Linked DNA regions of Mus musculus: regions 1 and 3 are each linked to region 2. Evidence: chromatin loops called from intact Hi-C (ENCODE). Cell type or tissue: left cerebral cortex. All regions are shown on one strand.

Region 1 (2,500 bases), 950 kb before region 2:
TTTGGGGGTAGAAAGAGATGAAGTGGGTCGGAGGAATAGGACCGCTACATGATCATCCATCCAATCCTAACTCGCAGTGTTCCTAAATCAAACAGGTCCTCTCACGGCTTGCACAATGAATTGTTGGTTACAAAATGTTCCACGCCAGTTTCTGGCCATTCCTAGGAAAGTCTGGATAAAGCAGTGTGTAGAAAACAATCTGCATTAAGTTTGACTTAAAACTGGGAGGCAATGAGTCCTTAAACCATCTCTTCGGTGGTGTCTGTTTTTGCACGGAGTTGCAGGGATACATCTTTCCTAATTCACTGCATTAGAATCTTACCAACCCAAAGCTTCCATGAGGAACCCCTGCAGGTTAAATGCCACCTTCCTAATTGCTCTCCCATTGTTTACACTATGGCCAACAAAATGGGCACATCTGTTTGCAATAGTTAACAAAACCTTCCTTTGTTACCATTGTTATAAACCTTGACAACTTAAATAGAGGAGAGAAAGGAATTTTCCCATAACCACACACAATCCATTTGGTTGCTATTCTCTTTTCCAGTTACCAGAAAACATCAAGCAACCACTGCAGCCCACACTAACTGCTTAACGTTAATTAAGAACCGCAGCAGAGAAGATACAGGGCACACCTTTTGGAGAGTTTCGGCAAGATCTTTAAATATACTTATTTTTCCACTTTCATTCCTCTGTTTTTCTAAGATTATCTTGCTGAGTTATAAAGACTTTATATCATATATCACCAATTTATGTAAGACAAGTGTCTTAACCACGCTGTTTATTTTTCCATAAAATTGGAATCACAACTAAGTACTTGTTCATTAACTACATATTAAGTAAAAAGAATTTCTTGCTATAAAACCAGATCAAGTACGTGATTTGTGAAAATCTGTTCCAAGAAACACTGATGCGGGCAAAGTGGAAGTGTGTGTGTGTGTGTGTGTGTGTGTGTGTGTGTGTGTGTGTGTGTATGTGTGTGTGTGTAGCCTGAAACTCCTCGTTTCATAAAATTCTCCAAGCAGTAACTGTCCTGCTCAACTTCAATTCCGAGTTCTATCTCTGGAATATTATGGGGACAAATTGTATGTGAAATGTGTGGAATTCTTCTCCTCGAAGTTCATTTATATATGTAAATTCTTGGAGAGAAAAATATGTGTCACATCTGTGATAAGAATACTATTTCTGGGCTGGAGATATGGCTCAGCCATTAAATGCTAGGCTCACAACCAAAAATATAAGAATATTTCTTCTACTCACATTAGGGACAATTTTGATTAAAAGTCATAGAACTAGAAGTTTAAAAACATAATAGTGGAAATTCAGGAACACTGAGATTTAAAAAGAGTTGTTCTCTAGAGTAGGAAAATCCCTCAAAATCCTAATTTAAGCTTAGTAGCTGACAAAATCAAATTTGCAAGTCTCTTTTCTTATTCTTGCAAACCCTGAAGCAGTTGGGTGGACTCACACTGGCTGGGACAGTTATGAGGGAGCTGGAGGCCAGCCCGTCAGCTTCTGGGCTTGGGGAGGGAGGGGGGGGGCACTGACCCCACCAGCAGTGACTTTGCTTGCTGTCACCTCTTCTCAGTCAGGTAAGCCACTGCGGATGTTTTAAAACTGCTTTGTGTGAGTGAACAGTTCAAAGGTCATTTATTTGATGTGCCATCCACTCTGTCTTTGGTGCTTTGCAAACCAACAACACCCATGTCTAAAGTAGAGAGTAAAAGGAAGTTGGGCTCTCTCTCAGTCATGATCTGAAGGGACGGCAGCTTTAAATCAGCAAGTGATGACTATCAGGAACGCTGATCTGGTTTAAACATACACTTATCTTACTCTCAGGTCTGGGCTTCTCGGACAATTTATTTTATTACCTACACTAACTGAGTTCTCTCCCCCCCCCCCCCGTATCCATTACCACTTAAAATACGAACAAAGGTCACTGATTGCATTAATTTTAAACATTTTTCTGAATTTTAAACTTTATCTATAGATCTCTTAAAGAAGCAAGTATTTTGCAAATATCAAATGTCATAAATCAGGTTATCTATGTGCCATATCTTATTCAATAAGTTGTTCTTTTATCACAATAGGGTGGTTCCACTCTGTATACTAAGAAATAAATGTAATTATTAGTTTTGAAGCTTTAGGAATAAAAATTATGATATCATATGTTCTAAAAAAGGACAGGGTTTGAGTACTGTTCAATTGATTGTTTTAAATGCTACCGAGAAGTATTAAACGTTGTACAAATCAATATCATATGTTCTCGTTTAAATCTGCAGTACAATAGTTTGAAATATTCTTTGTGGTTAGACTGTTAGAATTTTAGAAAAATGCCCTTCAGCAGACATCTCAGTAGTAATAGAGCCTTGGTCATTTTGTAGTTTTGATAAGAGCTGTAAGTAGAATTTAAACTGCTTTTGTGAAATAATATGCTTAATTTTTAACTTACGGAATTGGGTAGATTAATTTTTCATTTTGCCCTAACATGTTGACAGAA
Region 2 (2,500 bases):
CCCGCCCAGAAGAGGCGGGGGCGCTCTCTGCAACGCGCAGAGCCCTCCCCGACGCGCAAGCACTCGCCCGCACACACTTCTCTACCCTTCAGCTGCCCCTCCCCCTAGCTTCCTCTGTCTTTTTAATTCTCAATCTGCTTAACCAGGCTTTAGAGGCCAAGCAAATCTGAGATCAATTTTCTCGTTTAGCTCTAAGTGACATCATCTAAAATCATTGTGCTAGGGCTAAATAAGGAAACAGAGTCTAATTCAGGGGCAAATGCCAGGCTATATTTATCAAACGCCAGGCTCTAGAAAGCCTTGACCAGGAAACCTCTGACGGCAAAATCCGAGGTTTCTGTGCTTGGCTTGCCTGAGCTCAGTTCGGGCCACGATGCCTCCTCCTACGCAGCCCACTTTCATCCTCCGGGACTCGAGGGGGTCTGGGGGGTGAGGTCGGGAGGTGGTGCTCATTCCCTGAATCAAGGAGTCGCTGCAGCTCGAGCCGCGTCTGGACCGTTTGGAAGACACCAGCAGGTAACTGGCCTCCCAAAATGCCCTTGAGATGTAAAGGCCTTGGGAGGCTTGTTATGCGTTTGTGGTTTTGTCAAAGCGATGCCCATGGCAATAGGCCTGGGAAAGACGCACCAGCACCACAAAGTTGAGTTGCAAAGAATAAGAGGGAGCCACACGGCCAGAGACCTAGACGCGGATTGAACTCACACAAACACACGCGTGAGCGCGCTTCCTTGAGTTTCCAGAGAGAACCCCGAAAGGGCATTTCTCCAAAGAACTTGCGCCCACTGCTCTTCCAGAGCAGAGGGTTTTAAACGTGGAGCGGAGAAGGGGAATACAATCTGTCGATCCCTACCCTGGCTGCCAGCGTCTGCGTGCGGCTCATCAGTGCACGCGATACCCCGCGTGTCTGTGCGCGCAGACGAACAAAGTGTGGTGGTCACGGACCATTTCTGCCCCCCCCCCCCGAGCGTTTGGAGACCCTAAGCGTCCCCTACCCCCCCCCACCCTCCCCCGCGCGCCCAGCGCCCTCCTGGTGTGACGCCTGGGGCCCAAATTCGCTAGCTGGGCGAGCTTTCCATGAAAAGGCCGGACGCTGAGGCTCCCATTGCGCGGGTCCCCGCGGCTCCCGCCCGAGTAGCGGCGCGCGCCTTCCCCGGAGAGGTCAACCGGGAGCCTTCGGTCGCCGAGAGCAGAACCCCAGGCACGCTCCTGGGGCTGCGGACCGTAGACAAACCCCCGCCGTTCTCAAGCCAGTTCCCGGAGGAAGCTGAGCGATGAGCCCTGAACCGCCTCCTGGAGGCCGCGGGAAGGAGCTGCCGGCAAACTCCAAGCACCGTCAGCCTGGTGAGTTAACTCTACCGTGTGTGGACCAAGTATCCGCCAGGTATCTGGCCAAGAGTAAGATGTGCTGTCCTCTGGTGAGAACCCTGGAAAGGGCCAGCAGTGGGAGGTGAATGTGGGAGCCTAGGATTGTTGAGCCTAAGGCTAATGTATTGGAAGGTGCCAAGTTGGGATTCGAATGGAGGCAACTGGCTTTCAAGATCTCTCCTTCTCCAAACCCCCTTTCTAGCTCATACCACCAGGCTCCTCCGCCCCACCCAGACGGTGCGAGTCAGTTTAAACACTGCCAGGGAAGCCCAGTTGGGTGGAAACGAAGACAGCGAGTTGTTGAGGCCTGACAGCGAGGCGGGACGGCTAAGTGGATGCTGGAGAAATAATTGCTGGGAAAAATAAAATAAAACAGGGGCCAACAGAAGTCTTTTTGAAAGTTGCAGCGGCTAAGAAGCCAGATGGTGGAAAAGTCTGGCTGTTTGTGGCCCGCCTTGGTGGCTAGGCCTGGGAGTGTCTTCTTTCAGGTACCCAGGCACTTCTAGCTGGGCAGACCTGAGAGGCAGAGAAGAGTAGGAGTCTGGGCAGGGCACCCTGGCAGAGAAAAGGAGGCAACACAAAAATCCGGAGGCATTCTGGAATCCTTTGGGGCCTCAGTTTTTCCCCAACTGGAAATGTTCGTTCGATTTGCTTTTGGGGCCGCAGAACCTTGGTCCTTCACCCTGATCAGACAAAGGGTGCGGGTGACCTGGACTGCTTAAGGAAAGGCGGGGTCGGGAGTGTCCCTGTCCCAAGACAGATGGGTAGAGGTTAAGACTTTAATTGCTGCCTTTTGGGGCGGATCAGATTCCCTTTCCTACCTGCTTTCTTAACAGCGGAAAAAAAAAAAATCTCCCTCCTGCTGCACTCCTCCCTCCCCGGAACAAGTTTAAAGAAGAAAGCAGAAAGGCGAGAAACTGCTCGGCCGCGGAAAGCACTGGAGCCCCCAGCTGATTTGAACAACTCACCGGCCTCTGGAGCGTTACCTGCCTTCTTGATTGAGTGCCACCAGTCTCTTTTGCGTTCGTCGCGTGTCCCTCCCTCTTCTCTTCTTCCCCTCCCCCTCCCCCTCCTCAACGGGTCAAAAAAAAAAAAGTCTTTATTTGCCTCTTTAGTGGACACTAACTTTTAAAAG
Region 3 (2,500 bases), 210 kb after region 2:
AAATTATGATTTATTTATGTATATGAGTACACAATTGCTCTCTTCAGACACACCAGGAGAGGGCATCAGATCCCATCACAGATGGTTGTGAGTCACCATGTGGTTGCTGGGAACTGAACTCAGGACCTCTGGAAGAGCAGTCAGTGCTCTTAACCACTGAGCCATCTCTCCAGCTCGAGTATTTTTCTTGCGTGTATGTCTGTGTACCACACACATGCCTGGTACCTGCAGAGGCCAGAGATGGTGTCAAATCCCCAGGGATTGGAGTTATAGACAGTTGTGAGCTGCCATGTGGGTGCTAGGCCCAGGGCACTTTACAAGAGCAGCCAGGGTTCTTACCCACTGAGCCATCTGTCCAATCCCAACAAGGGAAATTTCTAGAGACCAGCTTTAGCTTTCAAAGCTACGAAATTTCTTACATTCACTCTATTTATCACCCAACCCCAAACAAACTAACTGCACACTATTACAGGAAACTCTACTTTGAAGTTCAAGATTCCTCTCATTTTCTGTGCAGGAGAACGAATAACAAAGCCAACGGTAACAAGAAACCTGCGTCCGAAGGGGTTCGAATTCACTTCTCTAGGTTCATATGTTTTTTTCCTCCTTTAGCTTAAAGCTCAATAATGCCATGTTTGTGATTTCTGTGCCTACAAGTCTGTAGCCTGTAGCCTGTAGAAATGAAATAAAATGGAAAATGAAATCCAAAGAGTCAACAGAAAAGAAGAAGAACAACCTTTGACATCTATCCAACATTTCGGCATTTCAATGTCAGATAGCTCTGACCTTGTGGTAGCTGTAATTACCACATATCACCACATATTAAAGCTGCTCTATATTAATTCAGTAAAGTGTCTTGACAAGCTTGAGATGTCCAAAATGAACTGCCACTTCACCTCCTTCTAACCTCTTATTTTTGCATTTTTGAAAAGAAAATGTCTTGGTGACTCCAGTCTGTAAATAGTGCTTCTTAACCCCAAGTCTGTAGTCAATAGCTTCTATTTGTGGGGAACGCTAGCGCCATCTAGTGGACACACGCCTCACTCCTTTTGTCAAATGATCTACGCAGCTGCCTCCAAAGATGCCCTGAAGTCACTCCTCTTACAACTTGGGTATAAAACCTGCACTTTTCTCTTCTTTCATTTTAAGGGATTTGTGTGTGCAAGGAATCAGTACTTTTTCGAGGACTCTAACATGCATTAGTTCAAATAACTCAATATTTTCACCTCAATGGAACCATTTTAGAGTCATATATTCATAGGTCAAAAATGGATCTAATGAGAAAGAAACCCACCGTTGGTGACTGAACCTGTCGCTCAGTGGCTTGAGCGAAGCTATAGGTTCAGTCACTACCACCTACACAACAACTTAGCTGCTAGGACCATGCTGAGCAGAACATTTATTTCACTAGCTATTAAAAAGCATTCCGGGTCCTAATTTTAAAATTTAACCATAAGCAAAACCACCTCCTTTTACATATGAAGTTGGGGATAAATATCTGAACTGTTATCACATAAATCTTTGCTAGATCAAGATAATTCTGCAGAGAAGAATCAAAGCCAATCTAATGGTAATTACGGATTTTTTAAAAAATGAATACCAATTAGAGAGTGAGAAAGAGCGAGTTCTTAGCAGACGATGATCTGTAAATGACTTTCTCCACCTTCTCTTCATAGAGCCGAAATAGTTTTGCTTAGTTCGTTTTGCTTCCATTAAGAGCATGCGTTACTTTTCCCTTAGAAAACAGAATGCCAATCAGTCTTAAATGTTGGTGTCAAAACTGGATTCCTGAGCACACTGTCCTATTCAGTTGTTGCCCAGCATTATCTGCTTCTTAATGGAATCTAGTGTTCTGCATAGGCTATGCTGTGCTGATCTACACTGTGTTCTGCACAGGCTATGCCGTGCTGATCTACACTGTGTTCGGCACAGGCTATGCTGTGCTGATCTACACTGTGTTCTGCACAGGCTATGCTGTGCTGATCTACACTGTGTTCTGCACAGGCTATGCTGTGCTGATCTACACTGTGTTCTGCACAGGCTATGCTGTGCTGATCTACACTGTGTTCTGCACAGGCTATGCTGTGCTGATCTACACTGTGTTCTGCACAGGCCATGCTGGGCTGATCTACACTGTGTTCTGCACAGGCTGGGCCGTGCTGATCTACACTGTGTTCTGCACAGGCTGGGCCTTGCTGATCTACACTGTGTTCTGCACAGGCCATGCTGGGCTGATCTACACTGTGTTCTGCACAGGCCATGCTGGGCTGATCTACACTGTGTTCTGCACAGGCTATGCTGTGCTGATCTACACTGTGTTCTGCACAGGCTGGGTTGTGCTGATCTACACTGTGTTCTGCACAGGCTGTGCTGGGCTGATCTACACTGTGTTCTGCACAGGCTATGCTGTGCTGATCTACACTGTGTTCTGCACAGGCCATGCTGGGCTGATCTACACTGTGTTCTGCACAGGCTGGGCCGTGCTGATCTACACTGTGTT

Evidence for each region. A loop is a pair of places that touch in the nucleus more often than their neighbours do. Peaks named below come from ENCODE experiments on the same cell type or tissue, not always from the same donor. Only the 100,000 strongest peaks of a DNase experiment are listed, where the experiment ranks them.
Region 1: it touches region 2 in a loop (4-fold over the local background); 4 of 42 quality-filtered maps call a loop at or near these places.
Region 3: a loop joins it to region 2, with 2.3 times the contacts of the local background. A loop is called at or near these places in 3 of 42 quality-filtered maps.

What each region holds. Positions count from the first base shown.
Region 1 is chr6:22,293,720-22,296,219 of GRCm38, forward strand. The region is part of intron 3 of Wnt16 (wingless-type MMTV integration site family, member 16); the gene reads left to right. Among named protein-coding and RNA genes, the nearest start is that of Wnt16, 6.7 kb to the left of the region's middle. In left cerebral cortex, no CTCF peak of the experiment used is centred here; no DNase peak of the experiment used is centred here.
Region 2 is chr6:23,248,473-23,250,972 of GRCm38, forward strand. It overlaps a transcript of Fezf1 not described here. Among named protein-coding and RNA genes, the nearest start is that of Fezf1, 1.5 kb to the left of the region's middle. In left cerebral cortex, a CTCF peak has its summit at 1,253 (motif pointing left); DNase peaks (open chromatin) are centred at 557 and 1,755.
Region 3 is chr6:23,456,928-23,459,427 of GRCm38, forward strand. The region is part of intron 8 of Cadps2 (Ca2+-dependent activator protein for secretion 2); the gene reads right to left. Among named protein-coding and RNA genes, the nearest start is that of Gm38775, 110 kb to the right of the region's middle. In left cerebral cortex, CTCF peaks have their summits at 1,022 (motif pointing left) and 1,225; a DNase peak (open chromatin) is centred at 1,019.